Linked DNA regions of Mus musculus: region 1 is linked to region 2. A link is a loop called in an ENCODE intact Hi-C map of the cell type or tissue named here. Cell type or tissue: gastrocnemius. All regions are shown on one strand.

Evidence for each region. A loop is a pair of places that touch in the nucleus more often than their neighbours do. Peaks named below come from ENCODE experiments on the same cell type or tissue, not always from the same donor. Only the 100,000 strongest peaks of a DNase experiment are listed, where the experiment ranks them.
Region 1: a loop joins it to region 2, with 2.3 times the contacts of the local background. A loop is called at or near these places in 6 of 42 quality-filtered maps.

The regions. Positions count from the first base shown.
Region 1 is chr8:117,303,019-117,311,018 of GRCm38, reverse strand. All of the region lies in intron 1 of Cmip (c-Maf inducing protein), which reads right to left. It overlaps Gm51554 (a long non-coding RNA gene), which reads left to right. Exons shown (of 2, transcript XR_003947469.1): 2 at 1-2,812. Among named protein-coding and RNA genes, the nearest start is that of Gm51554, 8.1 kb to the left of the region's middle. In gastrocnemius, a CTCF peak has its summit at 7,161; no DNase peak of the experiment used is centred here; H3K27ac peaks cover 556 bases.
Region 2 is chr8:117,252,405-117,260,404 of GRCm38, reverse strand. It overlaps Cmip (c-Maf inducing protein), which reads right to left and starts at 3,386. Exons shown (of 21, transcript NM_001163262.1): 1 at 3,004-3,386. The coding sequence starts at 3,303. In gastrocnemius, no CTCF peak of the experiment used is centred here; DNase peaks (open chromatin) are centred at 2,404, 2,971, 3,269, 3,748 and 4 more places; H3K4me3 peaks cover 4,392 bases; H3K27ac peaks cover 3,995 bases.

The DNA.
Region 1 (8,000 bases), 51 kb before region 2:
GAAAGAAGGGCCGGGGGCTGGTGAGATGGCTCAGTGGGTAAGAGCACCCGACTGCTCTTCCGAAGGTCCGGAGTTCAAATCCCAGCAACCACATGGTGGCTCTCAACCATCCGTAACGAGATCTGGAGTGTCTGAAGACAGCTACAGTGTACTTACATATAATAAATAAATCTTTAAAAAAAAAAAAAAAAGAAAGAAAGAAGGGCCGGAGAGGGAGGACCCCAGAGCATGGCTCTGTCAACACCGACCAGCTCCCAGGCACAGGTAAGACAGACGTGGTTTTTTTTCAAGTGAAAGGTCCTAAACTCTAGAGTGTCAGAGGCAGGGCAATACAGAAAGGACAAAGGACCCTCTTTGTGGAGAGCCCAAGTCAAAGAGCCCATGTCATGCCCACAGCCAAGGGTACCCTACCTGAATGGTACAAACCACCATCACCATCACTCCTTGAGGAGGGGAAGGGGAGTGGCAGGAGGAAGAAGAACTCCAGGAGACTGCCCTGTGCAAAACCTTCTCTTTGCCCATCTGACCAGCTATGGAGAAGAGCTAGCGAAAGCCCACTACAGGGCGGGTGACATGTGCTGAGGATGACATTGGGAGATTAGTGTGAGCATCACTACCCATAAGCCCTCCGTGGGGACTGGTACCACTCCTTCTCCTTGAAGAATGCCCTTCCTAAAAAGCAATACCTTGTCATAAAAGTCTCCATTTCGGAAGCAGAGTAAAAAGGGGGCCAGAAATAATGCACTTGGGAATTCTTTGCTGGCATCGGAGACTGCCGCCAGGCACAAAGAGGTACCCACACGCCACTCTTTAAGTGAGGTAGCTTTGTCTCAACCCGCTCACCTCAGCTTATCCTAGCTCAGGGTGCCAGGTTTGACTAAGCACATTCTAGAAAAGGCCCTGGGATGGGAGATCCCCACCCTGGCACCTGCTCAGGTCCCTGTAGCAAAATCTGATCACTCTGCAGCATTCCAAGGACCAGGCCAGAGCAGTCAACTGGTACCAGAGGTCACAGGGGCTTGGAAACACGCCTCTATGACCAGGCTGTCCCATTTCTGAGACAGGGATGGCCGTGCATTTGTCTCAGAGATGGACAGAGGACAGCCACTTGAAAGAGCCAAGGACTGGAAACACATCCATCTGCAGGAAGATGTTTAGATAAATTCCTAAGAAGGAAGAGTCCCTAGCCACAGAGAAGCCGGCAACAACCCGTTGTTATTGTTTAGACTGAAAACGGCCTGCGACGTGTGTATACAATTCTGTCATCTGTTTAAACAAGCATGGAAAAGAAATAGAATTTGTATGTGTTCGCTTCTGTCTACTAAGACTAGACTATCTTGGGACAGGAGGGCCAAGAATGTGTGCTTCTGTCCTCTATGAGGAGGGGACAGGTGGCTCAGCCACAGGATAAGAAAAAGGCCTGTCCTGTGTATTTCAGTTACTAAAGGGCATACTGTGTAGACATGAGGACCTGGGTCCAGATGCCCAGCGCCCACATAACAAGCCATAACATACGTCAGCACATGCTTGTGTTCCAAAAGCAGAAGGAGTGGGCTCCAGATTCAGGGAGAGACCCTGCCTCAAAAAAGTAAGGTGGAGAGAAAGATGAAGATATCCAATCTTGACCTCCAGCCTATACACAATCATATATAAACATGCATGCTCACACACATGGACACACACATGCACACAATCAATCAGTCATCAATGGAAGAGACTAGCCCCACCGTCTGGACCAATATCTCCCAGCAGTCCCCCACTACCGAGCATCCCCAACCCCCCCCCCCCAAAAAAAAACCCTCAACACAGAGCAAAGTACTACACAGCCACCCAACCAAGAATTCCATTCAGGCTTCATGTTTAATCTCATAAGCCTTGTAAATTTCACATTCCACTCCAAATCTGTGCCTGCCTTAATAGCAAAATAATATTTTAAACGGCTCCCTGGTTTAAATGGTTTAACCTCTGCCCCCTCGGCCAAATCTTCTAAAGTGAATGAAGCCAGAAAAGGCTTCACGGTCTCTATTGCGCGCCAGTTAAACTCAGTCACCTTTCCACCTCATAGGAAACAAACCCCCCTCTGCCAGGTCTCTGGGCTGTGTTTTAAATTACATATTAGTTAAAGCACTCAACCTTTCTCCTCTGGGTGCGCAGGTCAAATGAAGAAGACAGGGCAGACACAACCTGGCTTTCTCCATCTCCTGTCTCCCCACAGGCAGCAACACCCCAGTTTGGAAGGAGTTTGGGGTCCTCTTTGAAGTCTGCAGGGGAAGAGTATACAGGACCCCCAGAAATCTGGGGTGGGACAAACGTCCTTTCTTCGGGGAACATTCAGGAACAAGACCAATCCACTTCAGTTTCAGAGGCTAAACTTTATTGTGCTCTTTCCATAGGGAAGACCTTTGCCCATATCTCACCGCCCCTCTTAAGCCATCCCTGGCGCTGGCTTCCAGTTTCCAATGACCCTTCCAGGGTACAAGGCCAATTCTGTTTTGCTGCTTTTTTTTTTAAGTCCAATAAACTGCAGTTAACGCTCACTATAGAATGAACCGGCTGACTGTAAGTAACTGAGCCAAGTTTCACTTCTCAAGAAACCAAGGTCAAGCTCTCCCCGAGCTTTCTCTGAAGGAGGGGGATGTGGGGGGGATGTTTCTCAAACCCTTTTTTTTCCTGATGGCTGTCTCAGAGTCCAATTCATTAAGTGCTGTGGACTGGTCCCACTTGCAAGCCCAGAAAGTCACAAACCTAGATCTAATCCCAGATAGGCCACTCGTAACTGCGCAGCCTAGAAGAGGTCCCTTAACCTCCCTGGGCCTCGTTCTGAGCCTCATACGAATTAATGCTATTTTGAGTTTCTTCCATAAATGGGGCTAAGACCAGCCCTACCTGCTCAAGTTGCCAGAGGATGAAAAGGAGACAATGGGGTGACCGACACTTACTAAGCGCTCCATCAACAACAGGTTTACCCCTGACTCAAACCAGACATGTTTCAGCAAAGGGAGACCAGAAAGAAGCGTAGGGCGGAAAGCCTCAGTTTTCTAACACTATTCCCGAAGCCTTCCCTCCCAGGGCCTCATGGGAAGGAAATCCAGAAAACCGTTCACTCCACCAGTGTGGGGAGCAGAAGGCCAGTCCCACAGCCCCAGCCAAGGAAGCCTTGTGGCCTCCTGGGCTCTGCCTGCCACCTTCAGAAACCAGAAGGGAAATGAATGGCAAATGGAACCAGCAGCTGTCCAGGTATAGAAAACCTATCCTGGCCCAGAGCAGAAGCCCAGGGACCTGGCCAAAAAAAAAAAAAAAAAAAAAAAAAAATCACAACAATCCAGCTGCCCCTCCTAATAGGCCCCCATTCTTCCCAGTCCCCGCCTCCCTACGAGGGTCTCTGAATTAAAAGTGCAGCCACATGACAGGCCTTGGCCAAAGAAGGTGAGGAGCCTTAAGCCTCATTGGCAGGCAGAGTGCAGTGGCCCAGGATGTGCACAGACAGGCGTGTGTAGTAATAATTTTGGCATTCTTGATTTCCTTACGTATTAACACACACACAATTTTATGACATTTGGAATTCTAGGGACTTTTCAGAGAGTACATAAATGCTAGGGGTCCCAAGGGGTTGTTGGTGGCTGGTGGTTGCTGTTGGGTCACGGTTTGTTAAGTAGTCGTGCACAAAGAAGAAGCAACAACAAGAAGAAATTAGATGTCCTGATAGCAGAGATCAAACTTGCCCCGAGGAAGCCCCCAATCAGCAGGAAGTCGCGTGATGACAACCTCGTCCCCTTTCCAATCCAACTTTATTCAGGGATCTCTCTGCTTTCCCCCTTTATCCTTTTTTTCTCTCTTATCTAGGGCTAGGGAGCTTGGAGGGGTGGAAGAAAGAAGACCCCACAAAGTAGCAAAGACCTGCTACAGGCATGCTCAAAGGAGGCCTAACAATGTGGCCCTGGGAGAGCAAAGGAACAAAGCCCTCTGTGGTGTACCCTAGACTGGGTGGCGCGGTGTCAAGGAACTGACAGGTGGGGCTGTGTGTTGCATAGCAGGACCCAGCTTAACTTGCTGGAACCAGGGTGTTCAAGAGACCTGGTCAGAGACATCGCTTCTCACAAGTCTTGACGGGGGAAACCCAGATTGTTCTGCTATTTCTAACTATCGCAGAAAACATCACTGTGATGTCACGTTGCTAGAAGGTTCTATAGCCCTGTCCTCCTGCTTCCTGGACTTGCTTCTTCACAGACTAACAAACAACAAGCGTTGGAAGTCCACTGGGGATGCAGATCAGGAGCTGCCAGGTCAGGAGGGCAACTGAGGCAGGTTCAGGGCACCCAGCACCTCTCTTCAGACACTGAGGAAATAACCAGGCTCAACTACCAGTTTGTAAAACAAGGGGTTTCCAGAGAGGACTTAAATATAGAGTGTATGCCACATGATGCCAGGGTCTGAAGACATGCGCAGTTAGTGCCAGGGGCTTACTCTCACTCTGTAACAGAGACATCTATGTCACAGGCAAGCCTAGTGTCTGGCTTGGGCATTTGGGCTATGATGACAGGCTTCAGGCAACCTCAGAGAACAAAAAAGAAGACAGAGAGTCAAGAGTTCATTTCCACACACCCACTTGTTGATACAATGGCCAGAGTCACATCTAAAGAGGAGCGATGTATGACAGGTCACTGAGACCAGAAGGCTAACCCAGATTGTCTAGTACCACGGGAGAAGAAAAAAAAAATCTCAACACAGTTTATCACCATTGTAGGAAATACCAAGTGTGTCTCTTCTATCAAAGATTACAAAATTTGTATTTAGAGCCAGGTGTAGTAGTGGTTGAATCCCAGCACTTGGGAGGCAGAGACAAGTGAATCTCTGTGAGTTTGAGAATAGTCAGGTCTACACAGAGAGCTCCAGAATAGCCTGAGCTACTGCATCACATAGTGAATCGATCTCTCTCTCTCTCTCTCTCTCTCTCTCTCTCTCTGTGTGTGTGTGTGTGTGTGTGTGTGTGTGTGTGTGTGTGCTGGGGGATAGGACCATGTGTTTAGGAAAAGGAATTTTTTTAAATCTCCCTCACTTTGTAAGACTTTTTTTTAAGATTTATTTATTTTATATATGTGAGTACACTGTCAATGTCGTCAGACACACCAGAAGAAGGCATCGGATCTCATTACAGATGGTTGTGAGCCACCCATGTGGTTGCTGGGAATTGAACTCAGAACCTCTGGAAGAACAGCCAGTGCTCTTAACCACTGAGCCATCTCTCCAGCCCGAAGACTTCTTTGCAAGTACTTTAATCCTCCCCAGCAAGTGAAACCTTTGTTTACACAAAGGCCCCCTGCTCTGTTTTAGGAACTCCTTGATGGCCTGAAGCACAGACACTTTCCTCCTTGGGACAGGGACCTTTTCCCCCTTCCGGGTGCACCAGTTCCTTCAGATTAGCCAATTGAATAAGACTGTGAGATCAGACAGGATCAGACAGTAGCCAATGGGGAAAGACACAGCCACCACCGGAGCTAGAAGAAAAACCCGGGGCACTTCCTGCCTCAGTGCATTGGCTCGTCCCTCAAGCACACCAACCTCTTGAGCAAGAGTAAAGTTTGTCTTGTTGGAATGGTGGTCTCTTTCTTTGTGACCTCAAACTTGTTCCTAACAGCATTACAAAGTCATAGTCACTGCCACTTGCAAGATGCCTGAGGCTGGGCCCTTCTCATTAAATTAGAGATGCTTCACCACGAGATGGGTACTTTGCAAAAACAAAAACAAAAAAACAAAAACCAGAAAGGTCTGGTCTGGCTAAGTGAGACACTCACAGGCATCTGGTAACCAGAGATAGGTTCTTTTCAGAACAGGTTGCCCACTACCCTGCTTTTCCTGAGGCACAAAGATTTTGCAGGGTGTGAGATGCCAAGTTTACAAAGGGGACAGACACTCTTTAGCAAAGGGGATCTCTCAGCCACCTACTGCAACCACTGTACTTAGCAGATCTGTAGAGAGGAACAAAGTGGGGTGGGGGGCTCGAGGCAGTCTCCCTTCCTTACCACTGTCAGGGAAAACTGGAATACGGCACAAGCTTGCAAGGCCAGAGACACAATGCAGCAGACGTATAATGGAGACAAATGGATGAACAGGGTCCTGGGAACAGAAATGGCTGCACACCATGGAGGCAGCCCTGCCTTAAGGCCTGTTCAAAACTCAACACTGTAAAAAAAAAGTCTCTCTCTCTCTCTCTCCAATTCAAACAAGAACTCATCAATGGCCATGCGGTAGTGATTTGCCAAGCAAAGCAAGGGAAACCATACTTCGAATTTCTTAGCTGGGTGGGTCTCGGGGGCAACGTCTTGCCAGAGCTGCTGCTGGCTCTGACTGCTGTCTCCCCACAAATGCCTGGTATGGGTGAGATGCTCACGGACCTCCCAAGACTGAATGAATGAAGACATCTCTGTTCTGAGAGTAACCGGAGCACCCTAGGTGAGGTTCTGAGACTACATCACCCTCCTCTGAGGTCATTCTAGACAGGACCTATGGGTACCGAAGATGGGACCCGCTGAAGATGGAACCGGGTGTGACTTGGTTGACCCTTTTACCAAGATGGAGGCGATCGGACACTGGGACTGCCTCTGTCCAAGCAGGAAGCCAGCCAGGGGTCATCTATTTCCCTGATGGGCCTCTCGAGGGAAGCAACTGGGTGAGCACAGACCAGACTATGGCCAGCTTCTTAGGTCTGAACTCTAGCCTGGCCACCTGCAAGCAAGACAGGTAATGACTTACAGGCCTGGGCCTTCGCTTCCCTGTCTGCACGGTGAAGCGAGGCCACAGCTGACTTACAGGCTTGCAGCTCAGAACAAGACCTATCGGGAAGATGTCCCTTGGGTATTTGTTCAGTCAGGACAGGCCCTGCGGTCATCTTACTTCACAGGTAAGGAAATGTTAACCTTAATGACAGAATCCGATTCCCCCACCCCGCCCCCGCCAGGATCTCACACCCAGCACAGCTGCCCCACGATCCGCCCCCCCAACACACACAAACACACACACACACACACACACTGTTCAGAATGACAGTCAGCAGCCAGCTCAGCCTTCTCTGTCCCCTTCAGGAATGTGGGACACATGTCAAGCAGGAGGGGTAAAGAGGCCAGAGCACCATGTGGCCCAGGGCACTGCCAGTGCTCCCCCTGGGGCTAAGAGCGGGCTGGCTCAAAAGAGAACTAGAGTCCCCTGAGGCTTCCGTACTGCAAACAAAAATCAGAGGAACAGGCCCTAAAATAGGAAGGGCACGGACCGCCCTGAGTCACCACGCGAGCGGTGTTCTTTGTTTTGTTTCCTGCCAAGTTACCTGATCTATCTCAGAAAGTCCTCTGTGAGATGACACTGACAGGCAACCCCTCCCCTTCCCTGACCCCCGCCCCGACTTCAGCAGCACAGAAAACTAGGGGTGCCTGCCTAGAGTCTTGGGTTCTTGGTAGGTCCAGGCGTGGGGCTCCAGGAAGCCTCAGGAAGTGGTCAGCCTTTGCTTATTTTTCAAAGGATAGCCACCAGATTTGCTCAGGAAAAAAAATAAACAAATAAAGCCCTTTAACTTCTTAAACATTTTTGGCAGAGGGCACCTACACTGCCAATGTCCCATCTCCTTGGGGTCTTTTGCCAGTTCAGTTCATGGTGCCTTGGAAGGAAGCAGGTGCTTGGGCCTTGGCTCATGGAAGGCAGGGGGAGGGAGGAAGGCAAAAGAGAGGGATCTCGAACGGCTCAAACTCTCGCCCTTGTGAACTCACAGTGATGCGTTTATAAAAAGATAAAGAGAAATAGAATATGTTCTATGGGGGTGTAGTCAGGTGTACGCAGGCCCATGCCAAGGCATCCCTTCCCCCTGAGGGACCAGCCACAGGACGGTATAGTATAGAATAGTTTATTCAGGGCATGGGGAGGGGGAGTTAGGGTAGTAGAGGCAGAGAAAGGCAGAGAGAAAGAGAGAGAGAGAGAGAGAGAGAGAGAGGAAGAAGGAGGAGGAGGAGGAGGAA
Region 2 (8,000 bases):
GGCTTCTGCTGGGGTTTAATCAGTAACCAGACTAGTAGACAGCACAGGGCAAGCTCTGACCTGACCCCACGGAGGGCAAAGTTTACAGCCAGGTCAGGGGAGGGGAGTCAGGTCTGGTGGCACCAATCTCCCTTTTAGGTCTCCTGACCCAGGGAACTAAAAGATTTCCACAATAAGTGTGTCACCAGCTGGAAAGCCAGACCAGAAGGGACTGAGAGACAACCCCCCCACGAAACTTGGCTTGCACCCCAGCACGGGGCAAGCTGGGGTCTAGGAAGCCTCTATCCCTCGCAGTTCAGGTATAGACAGCGGACTCAGTGGATGGTTTGGGCAAAGGAGTGGATTGTTTGTTGACAGATTTAAAGCCTGATCAGTCACTGTGGGTTCAGTTCCTGAAGTCCACCCAATTAACTGGCTAGCCCCCCAAACAATTCTCAACTAAGCTTCTTACAGACCACATACGTCTCACCCCTGTGGGAGACACACTCCGACACGGGCGACTCAAGGCTGGGCCAGGGGCTACCAGTGGTTTTCTGGGAATGAACTGCACTCAAATTCACCTTTGTTTCATTTGAGCAAACATTTCTCAATACAGTGGTTGGGCCGCACTATAAAATGCAGACAGGTTACATAATGCCCAGGCCTAAGGGAACCCCAAGGAGGCTCCTCCACTTCCTAGGGAACGGACACAAAGCAAATATCTCGGACACAAAGCAAATATCTTGACATGGGACAAGATCCCTAGTAGCAAACCCCAACCCCACCTCTGGCCTGGAGACCAATGCTACAGGCCCTGGTGGCCACACCTCCATCCACACAGGCCCTAGGGGGGTGGGGGAGTCACACACCTCCACTAGAGGCCTCCACTGGAGCCCCCACCCTCGTTGACGCCCCCACAAAGCACGAGCTACATGGATGGAATTCCCTCATGCCAGGTGAAGAATTAGAAGGGCGGGATTATACCAGCCTGGGCCATGTTTCCAGTTCCTTTTTCCCCATTTTCTGACACACAACACCGCTCCACCAAGACCAGACTTGTGCCTCAGACAACCCGGGGCCAAACACAGGACTCAGGTGTTCCTCGGAGGTAGCCCCCCCCACACACACACACACACACACCTCAGCTGGCATGAGTGGGTCGGGGGACCTGGCTGCTGGGGACTCTCTGGTCTGATTCCTTACTGCTCTCTTCCAACAGACAGACCTCTTGAGCAGCCAGGGAAAGTAGGGGGCCTCTAGCCTGAGGTAGTCAAAGATCAGCTAGCCACACAGTGACTGTGCCCCGGGAGGACCAGGGAATGTCCTGTCCTTCCTATAGCGGGTCACCGTTCCTCTCAACTACTGGCCTTCGCTGACAACTCCTTGGCATTTTGAGGGATGGCAGGGAGAAGAACAGAGCCTAAAAAGACACCCCCACCCCCAACTCAGCCAGGTACTAAAGCTAAAGCCAAACTTGGGGTCTCCAGAGCCGAGGGAAGGTTACCAGGCACCTCTGGGACCTGAAACCCTCGGTACTAGCCAATCAAATGGAGATCAAGGCCGAAGCCTATGACTCAAGGCAGGTTTAAGAACACACACCAGCCTAGGAGAAGACCGGGCCACCTCCCGGCAACCCTCAATCCTCCTGGGGACAAAGTCTGCAGTTACTGCACCAACATGCCCACAGCCTAGGGGGAAAAAAAAAACCAAAAAATTGGTGGTTTTGAGTATATCAGAGCCAAAATTCAGAATAAATGTCCTCATGTACCACAAAGGGGTAGGGGAAGTGGACTCAGGCAGCAGGGTGTCTAGGCTAACTTTTCCCCACTCCCCATTCCTCGGAGCATGTGTCACAGTTTGTGACACACCACCAAGGGAACATGGATGCCGAGGCAATGTCTACACACGCTACACATTTGTGGCATGCATGTAAGCAACACCCTGTTTCCTGGCTGGGCTTTCTTGGCACAGGTGTGAGCAAGGCGGTGCACTCTGCCCCCTCCCATGATGTTTAGTAAACACCACGGAGCCTGCCACGGGGGTACGGTCCGTTCTAGACAAGAAGGGGGCCCCTACAAAGATAAGTCCCCAAGCGCCAGGCTAAGGCCCAGCCAGAGCCTGTATTTGAAACTGCCCTTGTTGGAAAACACAAAGCATCCTGTATAGGCCCTGCCCACCGCCCCCACTCCCCCTCCTCGACCCCACCACAGCTGTCTGTCCCCAGGAGGAAGAAGGCCACCATTTGCAGATTCGATTTCCGAAAGCAACTAGTAAGATCCTCCTTTCTCCATCTCATCCAGCTGACCTGGCCCTGGCCACACAGCAAAAAAAAAAAAAAAAAAAAAAAAAAAAAAAAAAACTGTAACAAAACAGGACGCAGCCACAAAACATGCTTACACACGCTCCACAGACAACGCAAGGGCAGGCTGGGCAGCCCAGCTGCTTCTACCCAGAGAACTCGACTATCCCAGGGTCTGAGCGGGTCCAGGACCTCGGCCCCCTGCCCCCCACCCTCCAACCTCCTAACGTGCGAAGGAGATTTTTAGAAAGGGCAGGCACCCGGTTTTGCCTTGCCAGGCCCGGCAGGGGAAAAAAAAAAGGGTAAAGGCAGGCTAAAGCAAACGCAGGAGTTGCTTTCTGGAAATTGTTGGCGCTGGGGGGTTACGGCTTTTATGGAGGAGAGGGTTGCGTTTTGTTTTCTCCTGTAGCTCAGATCCAGATGGGCAACGAGTTCAGAAAAGGAACAAACACCACTATCCTCAGGGCCCAGTCTAGGGTCCCAGACATCAGAAACGCAAGCGTTTAGGCAAAAGTCCCCAAGCGCTCAGCCCGGGTGGGCTAAGTGTCCAGGACACGAAAGAGGATTCCCATAGCCTGCCTTGGAGGATCAAGTCTAGAGGTTCCAGCCCAGCCCCGTGCGCAGGCCGGGACTAGGGGGCCGCGCGCTCGGAGACAAGCAGCGGGGCGCCTCGGTCCCGAGGGACCCCAGCTTGGGAAGCCCCACGGCCACGCAGGGCCACTCACCGTGGCGGATGCTAAGCTGTTGTCGGCCAGCGTTAGGTGGTGCGGCTCCCAGCGCCTCAGGAATTTGGAGGTGAGGATCTTGCTGAGAAAGGTCCGAGGGTGCCGGATGACACAGACCTGAATGTCGCCCTCCTGCAGCAGCTTGTACCTCATCCCGTTGCAAAGCAGCAGGGCCCGGCGGCAAGGCACGGCGCCCATCACCTTGGTGCCCTCGGGGCCAGACACGTCGCTCCCAAGCAGCGGCTTGGTCTCCTCGATCTGCCGGGGGTCGCCGCCGCCCGAGCTGCTCGTCACATCCATGGCCGCGCCGGGGCGGGGGCCGCGCGCGCGATCGCGGCTGGCGTGGGGCCGGGCCGGCGGGGCCCCCGCGGAGGGCCCGCACCCCCCCACCGCCGGGAAGGTGGGGGGGCGTGGGCTGGGGGCGCCCCGCGGGGACGAACGGGAGCGCGCGGGGGCAGGCGGGGGCGCGCGGGGCGCTTCCTGGGCTGCTTCCTTCTAGCTGCTGGGGCGCATGCCGGCGCGAACGGGTTGGCGACTGCGGCGAGGGCGGCGGGCGATCGCGGGGCGCAGAGAGGATCGGGTCCTCGGGGGGCGGGGGCGGCGCCGGGGACGGCGGGCGCGGGCGTGTCTCGGCCTCGCGCGGGCGCGCTGTGCGGTGCGTGTGTCCGCGTCCGTCCGCGAGTGTGTGCTGCGGGCGGGGGCCGCGCCGGCTGCCGGGGAGATTGCGGGAGGCTGGCGCGCGCGATTGGTCCCCGCGGGGTCATGTGCCCGCCCTCTGACGTCAATGGCGGCAACAGCGGCTTCGGCCTCCCCGGGGCGGGCGGAGTCCGGGATGGGCCGGGCCCCGGGCGGGGACTTGGTGGAGGCGGGCGCGGCCCGACGGGAGGGGCGGCCCCTGGGGAGGGGGCCGGGGTTGGGCAAGCGTCGACAGTCCCCGCGCCGCGCCCCGGAATGTGGGTAGTGTTCGAGGGGACGTCACGCGGGCCGCGCCCCCGAGGGTGCACAGCTGAGCACTAGCCCTGCGCCCCTAACCACCACGCCATCCTGGGCCGGGCTTGGGAAATAAAGTCAGCCCCATGACCAAGAGGATGCCGACCAGTACTTCCCCTTCCTAGTCCAAGACTGGGCCGAAAGCTGGGGTTCTGCCCGCTGCACCCCTGACACCGCCTTTCCAACACAAGCTGCTTCCCCAGGGATGGCCAGATGGGTCCACAGAACAGTTTCTTGGGGTTGAAACTATCCCGCTCCACAGAGCTATGCATGGTCGCTCACCACTACAAGCTCAGTACTCAGGGGGGGCTGAGGCAGGAGGATTGCTGTGGGCGCAAGGCCAGTTTGAGCTACATAGTAAATTTCAGGCCAGTCGAGACAGAAGGCCCTGTTTTTAAAAACAAAATAAGATAAATAAATAGGACTGGGGGTGTACCTCAGTTGTCAGGAGAGTGTTTATCTACCATGCACAAGACCCTAGATTGGTTCTCGGACACTACATCACTACCTAACCCCACAAGGTGGCATGAGCATATAATCCTAGCTCTAAGGAAGTTGGAAGCAAGCACTTGAATTCAAGGTCATCTTTGGCTGTGCGTTCGAAGCCAACTTGTAGTATATGTCTGAGAAGAGAAGAGAAGAGAAGAGAAGAGAAGAGAAGAGAAGAGAAGAGAAGGGAAGGGAAGGGAAGGGAAGGGAAGGGAAGGGAAGGGAAGGGAAGGGAAGGGAAGGGAAGGGAAGGGAAGGGAAGGGAAGGGAAGGGAAGGGAAGGGAAGGGAAGGGAAGGGAAGGGAAGGGAAGAGAAAATTTTAAGGAAATGCCCCCTCCCTCTTCTGAAATAGCCCCCACAGAAGGCCTCTTCTCTGGTCTTTGATGCTTCCTGGCCTTTGCTTTGGGAGGCAGTACTGGGAGAGGACACCAACCCTCAGCGTCCTGAGGAGAGCCCCTCCAAGGGTCTCAGGAAACAAATCTCCCCCAGAGTGATCTAGCAGCCTTGGGTTCCACCCACACCACAGGCCATTCCAGAGTCTCAGACTAAACCTGGCCAACCCTGGTCTTCAGTTCCCACACTAGGACAGGCATCAAATGGGCCAATGTGACAACTTGGAGACAATAAAAAAAGTCCCCTTCCGTCATTGGTGGGGAGGAGCCCTTCCACACGTCTTCCTCATCTCCAGTCCCCGGCAAGTCAAATCTCTAACACCTACAACTGGTCTCAAGAGATGGTGAAATTGCTTCGAACACAAGTTCACATCCCCAGAATTCACAGACACTGACTTGGTCCCAGGTGACTATAATCCCAGTGCTTCTACTACAAAATGGGAACAGAGAAAAGAAAAATCCACCATAAGACCACGGGCCAGCTAGCGTGGCATACACAGTGGCAGTACAGGAGACCCTGTGTCAAACAAGGTGGAAAACAAAAACACCCAAGATTGACCTCTGACCTCTACACAAGTGCTGTGACATGTGCATGTCTGCATTCACTCATGAACGTGCACACAAATACACCATGCACACACACACAAGCTCTCTCTGCCTCCTATGAGTACTGAATGCCCCAGTAGTAGTGAATGCAAGCGTTGACCTGGGTTTCACTATATAGTGAATAGCACAGAAAGTTCTTAGCGTCCCTGAGATGGGACTATTTACTTATGCCAGCTCTTGAAGGCACACTAAGAACAGCCGTCAGGGGCTAGGAAGAGGAGGAGACAGGTTTCAGCTTGCCTCCCTCACTAAGTAAAACACTTAGCCAGTTGTGGTAGCACAAGTTTGTAAGCCCAGCACTTAGGAAGGCTGAGGCTGGAGGAACATGAGTTAGCAGCCAGCCTAAGCTACATGTTTCTTGTTTTGTTGTTTTGTTTCGTTTTTCGAGACAAGGTTTCTCTGTGTGCTGCATGTCTTGGGGAGTGCGGGGAGAGCTCCCATTCTGTCCGTGCTGGAGATGGGCAAAAGCTGTCTCTGTGGCCCAGGGGAGACACTATTAGGCTAGAAACTGGAGATTCATTACCTGCCCATCATTCACTGACAGTTTATTCAAGTGCCAAACTTCAACAGGCTTGTAGAAAACATTGACCAATAAGAGAAAGAAAGCCCTATCCCCAAGCCCCCTGATATGAAGATGAGTGTAGAGGGGTGGTGGTGATCGAGAACCATTCTCCAGCCTTTTTAGGCGTGGGGTCAGGCCCACACAAACCTTTGTTGAGTCCTTGCTATCTGTGAGCCTAAGCCGGGAAATGGGTTATTAGTAGCTGTTATTGTCAGTCACAGTGGCCCCTAACCTCTTGAGATCCGCAAGGATGCTCTCAGCGTGCATTCCTGCAGATAAGGACACAGAGCGATCGAATGGCCTATCCGGGCCCCCAGCTAGTCAGGATGGGCTCAGAGCCCAGAAGCCGTGCACAAATCAGACAGTGGCCACATTGTACTTGGGGTTAGATGAAAGAGGGGCACCTAACCCAGGTAGATCGAGTAAGCATGACACTGGGCATGTGTCCCAGCTCCAAGAGGGCTTTAGAAATCAGATGAAGAGACTCAGAGGTGCTCAGTAGTTAAGAGTGCTTTCTGACCAGCGGGTGATGCCGCACACCAACCATCAGGAGGCAGAAGCAGGCAGATCGCTGTGAGTTCGAAGCTAGCCTGGTCTACAGAGCAAGTTCCAGGACAGCCAAGACTACACAGAGAAAACTTGCCTTGAAAAACAAAACAACAAAACAAAGAAAGAAAGAATACTTTCTGTTCTTGCAGAAGGCCTGAGTTTAAGTCCCTGAACCCAGAAAAGGCAACTCAAAACCACGTGTCAGTCACTAGGGCCTTGGGTGATCCAGTGCCCTCTACTGGACTTGAAGAGTATCTGCACTCACATGCACTGCATAAACACAGACGCACACCCACACCATTGAAAATAATACATTTTCTTAAAAAGGAAGGTGTGTGTGGGGTGTGTGTGTGTGGAGGGACCAGGTAAGGGGACAGAAGCTGCGGGGAAGGTAAATTGCTCACAAAAAGGTGACAGGTTAGAAGGCTGTTTGGCTCATCCAGAAAACTATAGACCTTTGTCAGGATGCAGAGGCAATGGGTAGAGGCCTGTGCGGTATGTGGCCAGTGCCCTGAAATGCAAGCCCAGAAACGGGAGTAGTAGAGAGTGATCTCATGGAGTAGGTGCAGAGTGAATTGCACGTGGCATTTTCACAAGGCCATTGGCTATAGCATGGTGTGACCGAGGGTAGCAGCCACATAACCTGGCCCAGAGGAAGCCAGCAATGCGTCTGTCAAGGGCACTCTGGTGGGAAGGCAAGATGGTCTGAGTCCAAATCACTGGGTGGATGAGTCTGTGTCAACAGAGCTGCTCTTTGTGTCTGGGACAGCTGTAGCCGTCCTCTCCTGATCCAGGGTCCAGGCTCCAGCAGAAAGGTGACTAAGCCGAATTTAGCTCAGACATGCTCAGTGCAGTCAGTGGGTTGATACCTTAAACATTAAACAGAAGTGTCATGACAGCAGCAACCAGTGCTCAGCAGCAGGTCCCGTAATTAGACATTCTGTTGGTTTCGGTTTGCTCTCCCTGCCAGCCCAGAAAGCCATCATCTTTAGAGAGAGGAAGTTAAGACTCACAGTGAGTCAGCTGATGAACTCAAGAGAGCCAGCCAAGATTCAAACCTAAAACTGAGCACGGGAGCTATAGCTCAGATGGGAGGGTTTCCCTGGCTTACACGAGGCCCTGGGTCCCGTCCCCAGCACCACACAAACTACGTGTGGTGGTAGATGTCTGTACTCCCCGCACAGGAGAAGTGGAGGCTGGAGGATCAGAAGTTCAAGGCCAGATTGAGCCACATGAGAAAGATGGCTCAGCATATTCTTACAGAGAACCTGGGTTTCGGTTCCCATCACTCACTTGAAAGCTCACAACCGTCTGTAGTTCATAACTGGAGGAGTCCCCCTTCTGGCCTCCAAGGACTCCAGACACATATGTAGTGCACAGATATATATGCAGGCAAAACACCCACATA